Regions from separate parts of the Homo sapiens genome. Here region 2 is linked to region 1. A link is a loop called in an ENCODE intact Hi-C map of the cell type or tissue named here. Cell type or tissue: heart right ventricle. All regions are shown on one strand. Links, peaks and the distances in the headings refer to the core of each region. The heading gives the core; the rest is flanking DNA. Region 1 has its middle 50 kb from the start of LINC02535. Region 2 has its middle 6.2 kb from the start of SNHG5.

What was found. Peaks named below come from ENCODE experiments on the same cell type or tissue, not always from the same donor. Only the 100,000 strongest peaks of a DNase experiment are listed, where the experiment ranks them.
Region 2: a loop joins it to region 1, with 4 times the contacts of the local background. A loop is called at or near these places in 19 of 110 quality-filtered maps.

Annotation. Positions count from the first base shown.
Region 1 is chr6:85,353,564-85,356,381 of GRCh38, forward strand. No RefSeq gene overlaps it. Among named protein-coding and RNA genes, the nearest start is that of LINC02535, 50 kb to the right of the region's middle. RefSeq lists a silencer at 1,536-1,585. In heart right ventricle, for the core only: no CTCF peak of the experiment used is centred there; a DNase peak (open chromatin) is centred at 1,618.
Region 2 is chr6:85,683,532-85,686,349 of GRCh38, forward strand. No RefSeq gene overlaps it. Among named protein-coding and RNA genes, the nearest start is that of SNHG5, 6.2 kb to the left of the region's middle. In heart right ventricle, for the core only: no CTCF peak of the experiment used is centred there; no DNase peak of the experiment used is centred there.

The sequences.
Region 1 (2,818 bases), core at 194-2,693:
GCATAGACACTTACCCAAGAGGTAAAATAAAAGATGTGTGTGCTGGTCCATTCTAAAAGAGATACAAAGTTACTGAGGTAAAACTTGCTAAAGGTTATCTGAAATATGTTTCACCACCTTATGCCTAACAATGTCCAGGCTTTAAAAGAAAAGGCTAAATATTCCCTAAGATTGGTAGAGAGGATCCCTTTGGAGAGCACTGTTAGAGTGCTAAGCCTCCTCCACTTGCCATGGGTGGTAGGTCCCCTCCAACCTATTCCCATGTGAGGGCCACTTGACAAGATTCCCTGGAGCCTGGAGGACACAGTGGCTGATAATGCCTGGAGGTGCCAGGAGGGGAGGAGGTTTCAAGATAGGGCTGCAGTACTTCTGACCATAGGGAGATACAGTTCCTAAAGCCAGAAGGGACCCCATGGAAGATAGCAAGCTTGCAACATCCAGAAACAACTCTACCCAAAAGGTCTATCTGCCATACTAGATGACCCAGCAGAGAGGGTCTGTGTGGGGTGTACCACCAGAGGCAGGAGTGGTAGATGGTGTCAGAGAAAGGTACAGAGACAGGTTCCCTCAGGGAGTAGAGGTCTCCAAATAGCTCCAGATGTGTTCCCACATCACACAGTCATCTGCCACTGCAAGAGGGCATCATCCCAAACTGCAATCTGAGCCAGTCATGTACCTTGAAGATCAAGGACACCACAGAGCAAGTCAGAGAAGTGTAGAAGACGCTGATGTCTGAGCCTTTCCAGTCCAAGCCAGGCAAGGGCAGGGATGTTTTCATTTGAATGAGCGATTAAAGCTTTTGTTTAGATCACTCTGGACATTTTAAAGGCTTTTAAAGGAGGCTATAAATTAATACCTAAAAGTGACATCAAAATCTATGGGATCTGCTCAAAAAATCAATAAAGGATTGGGAAGTGAGATTTCCACATGGCATATGTGAAAGAAGTGGCATGAGAACATAAAATTATTTTTAATGACATCTGCCACACGGAGGCCAAATATTACATGAATATTTTGCCATATTGGCTTAGATCCTCCTTTTTAAAAAATATAAGGCATTACAGATACAGTAACAGTCCCTCCTTCCCATTACCACTTACCTCCCTCCCTTCCCAGGTGCAACCTCTATTCTAAAGTTGGCGTGTACAGTTCCTGCCTGTGTTTTTATATTCTTCCAATGTAATTATGTATTTGAAAACAGTATATAGTACGTGCTGGAAATTTTTAGCATGATATCTATAGTCCTTTCTAACTATAATTCTATGATATAGTGTGACTTTTTTTATTTTAGTAAAATAATAAAAGTGAAGGGACTTTTCCAATTCCCTCTCTCTACACTTTTGCCTCACTGATCATGAAATACTACAGCTCATGGAGTGATATACAGAGGTCTGTCTATCCTTAAAAAAAAAAAAAAAAATTATTAAGAGATGGGGTCTCACTCTGTCACCCAGGTTGGACTGCGGTGGCACAATCATAGCTCACTGCTGCCTCAAACTTCTGGGCTCATGAGATAACTGCTGCCTTAGCCTCCTGAGTAGCTGGGATTACAGGCATAAGCCACCCCGCCCAGCTGTGCTGTGCTAAATTAAAGGAAGCAAAGCAAGAGGGTTGCAGTGGGAAAGAGCGCCCGGTGCAGATGCAGCAGGTGTCCAGCAGAGGGCGATATCATCTAATAAAAGTGCACACGCCTGGGTGGTTGCTTCGAATAATTGAGCCACTGTATACTTTTAAGATAACATTTTAAGTTCTAGAAGATAATATTCTTAGAAAACACAAGCCTGATCATATGAATTATTTGCCCAAGGTGACAAAGCTAGTTAATATTTACTACTTCTGCCTTCCAATCCAGTGCTCTGGTAGGTCTGTCGGCTGCCCTGCAAACATTCAACAGATATAAGAAATCAAATTGGTCTAAATCAAATCACCGATAATATTTGTACTTTTTATTAAATGTGTTATGATTTTTTGGTGCCAGTTTTAAGCCTGCAACATACTCAACAGGGCACTTTAGTCACCATCAAGATGATTTCAGAGTTTGAGGAAACAACAAGAAACAAAGAATTTGCAAGTGGATAAAATTATTTAAAAATTATAAAATCATACTGAAGCAGGAATATTTTTAACCCAAAAAACAAACTTTAAGTTCTAATTCTTTACATTTATTCTAAGCATATGTTGATAATGTTTTATATGACATTTTTAGAATGATATCAAGTGTACATTCTATTGACTACCCAGTTGGGATAGAAATATTAGTCAGATTAGGACAGTTTATGCTGAAATTACAAAGAAAGCTCACCATCTCATAGCCAAAACGATAAAGCAGGAGTCAGAAAACAAGGCCAGAACCTGCTTTTTTGCAAAGTTTTACTGAAACACAGATACACCCATTTGTTTGCATATTATCTGAGGCTGCCTTTGAGTATCAATAGCAGTTGAATAGTTGCCACGCATATCTTCAATGTCAATGGCCTCTTGACCTGCAAAGCCTAAAATGTACACTACTTGTCTGTCTTAGTCCATTTGTGCTGCTGTAATAGAATACCACAGATTGGATAATTTATAAACAGAAATGTATTGACCCACAGTTCTGGAGGAACTGGATCTTGATATTGGGAACTCCAATATCAAGGCATGACAGGTTTGGCCATTCTGACTCTATGATGACACATGGAACACTGCATCCTCTGGAGGGAGAATGCTTGGCTTCACATGACAGAAAGGCAAAGACACCAAAAGGGGGCCAAACTTGCGTTTTTATCACAGCATTAATCTCACCCATGCGGGTGGCACCTTCATGGCCTAATTGCCTCTT
Region 2 (2,818 bases), core at 89-2,588, 330 kb after region 1:
AAGAGAGGAGTGAAGAAGAGAGGAGAAGAGAGGAAGTGGAGTGGAGCCCAGGTGGCTTAGAGAATGGCAGCTAGTTACTGGTTTGGGAGCAAGGAAAATAAGATAATTCCATTTTGGTTGTGTTAATTTTTGGGTGGAACATTGGTTGGTTATGGTTGTCCAATGGACCATCAGAAATGTGGACCTGAAGGCAGAGAAGAATCAGCACTAGAGGAGGACCATTGGCAAACACTAATGTAGAAGGGATGATTGAAGCTATGTGAACAGATGAGTGTGGAGAGAAAAGGAAAAAAGAGCCAATGGTGGTGGCCTAGAATTAGAATTAGTACTATAGTGTGTGCAAGTAGCTTACAGTAGACAGCCTTAAAAAGATAGTCAATATAAAGATCTGGTTACAAAATTATAAGAAAAAAGTACACAAAGATTTTGGTTAAATCATGGGAGAAACATGTATAAGAAGTTAAGTATTGCAGGCATAATTACCTTATTCCAAAACAGAAAAATAGCCTTAAAAAAGAATTAACAAATTATATGACAATTGAGAAACAAAGGAATTGTATCTCTTAGTCTAATATTCTTTTTAAATTTTTCCCCAATATCTGATCTGGCCAGTAAATTCTAGGTTCCATGGTAGGACAGCCAACTGTAAATCTTACGAATACTCCAAGAAATAGTAAAGTTAAAGAGTTAAATTAGGGAAAATATCTTGTGTATGTGGAAACATTAAGGAGGCAGGTTGGTTCTTGAGTCTGAAGTTCAGAAGAGAGGTCAGGGCTTGAGTGTCATTGGCATGAATAAGGAATTTAAAGCCTGACATGAGTGAGATCATCAGAGAAAATATAAATACAGAAGAGGAAGAAGCCCAGGACAGGACACTGAAACACTGCAAAGTTTAGAGTTCTAGTAGAAAAGGAAGAGCAAACAAAGGAGACGCCTTGGGAAAACTGGAGAATATGATACCTCACAAATGAAGTAAAAAATTTTAGGAAGAGGTAGGTGAATTGGGTTCAATGTTTCTGAAAGATCAAGTAAGAACAGAAATGACCACTGGATTTGGCAACATGAAGATCACTGGTGATCTTGTAAACACAGTCTCAGTGGAATCATGATGATGGAAGTCTACTTGAAGAGATTGAGGTAAGAAGGCAGAAATAGGTCACTAGGTAGAGAGGGATGTAAGGACAAGGCACTCCTTTGTAAATAGGAAATACTAGAGTATATATGTTCATGGGAGTTATTTAATAGAGGGACAGTATTTATGATGCAGGACAAAGAGGCAAAAGTTATAGGAGCCAAGCCCTTGAGAAGCCAAGAGGAGATCCTTTCCAGAATACAAATGGAGATCTTTGATTGGAATAGGGACACTTCATCTGTTTCATTTGTTGAAAGAGAAGGCAGGTATTGGGAAAGGCTATCATGTGCAGCCTGTCCACCCATGCATGGCCACATGAGTGTGCCTTGTGACATGGGCCTAGAAGACTTTTTTTCGTTGAGATAAGGAGTCCTTACATCCTGAGTTGGACATGTCACCTTATTTGGTAGTATCTTTCCATGTTCCGGGCTTGATGTGTACTTCTTTGTTCTTTGTTCTGCTTAAAGTATGTGCAGCACACAGCACCTGGCCAATCCCAGTACTATTACCTATTCCTAGTTGGAAAGGAAGGGGTTTCTTTGCCCACAGCCCAGGTAGGATGCATAGAGACCATTATGCTGTGTCAGCTGCCTGGCAAGACCCACTGCGGGGTACCATACTCAAATCGAAGCTAATCTTGCTCTGTCTCTTCTCTATGTGAGTAAAGTGTTGTTCTATCCAGTACCTCTGTGAATTGTCTTTCCTGGTGATCCTGTCACCTGCAAACCATGCAGTGGGATGACATCCTCGGACTGCTCCTCCTTACGGTAGACAACAGGTGTTACTTGCTCGACAATTTGGCACAGCAAGCAGGGTCTGCCAGTCCAGCCATCTCAGGATGGTGCCAGCTCCCTGAGGGGATGATGGGCTGACTGAGCTGCTGGCTTCCCTCTGGTTGCATGGGGGGGTACATGGGAGTTGACATTCTCCCTGTTAACAAGAATAAACTGGTACAATGGATGAGGGTAGAAATGCAAGAGGTGGGCCCTATGAAAAATATAGGATAACTATACCTTGGCTCTGGCTAGCCAACTTTACACTCCCAAACCATCTGCCGACTCTCACTGTGTCCCAGGGGTTGCAGAAAATGCCTGAGGGGAATCAAAGGCCCCCACACAGGAAACTCCTCCTGCTCTGGTCACTTACAAGTCCCAAGTAAGACCTGTTTTCAGTATCACGTAATCATCGATGGTGTTGCTGAAAATGAAACTTAAAATGAGTACCTTCCTTGAAAATGAAATAAGACTGAAAAACAGACATGGGCAGAGGCCAGGGGAGTCCTAGGTGGCTTTGGTAGTTACTTGTTTGATGAGGTGGTGTTGTACGCTTTAGTGTCTCATACTGAGTGGCTCAGTATAGGTAAGCTAACCACTGACCCCCTGCTGCAACATTATTTTGCTTACATTGAACAGGACAACCAACAGGACAGGGATAGAGATGAGTCCTAGCTGCTCTTGATCTAGGTTGAAAAGATCTTGATAATGGTCTTCCCAACTGTGGGGGACTTCCTAAAATCCACTCGAAAGCCATCCATAAAGCCAAAATCACTCTTAAGGAAAAAGTCATACCTGACTGTGTGACCCTGCTCCCAGCATATGGATGATGCAGTGGAAGCCTTCATGTGACAGAGGTCTCCCCAAACCTGAAGACCCCATTATCCCTACTGTTGTTTCCTGAAATGATCAT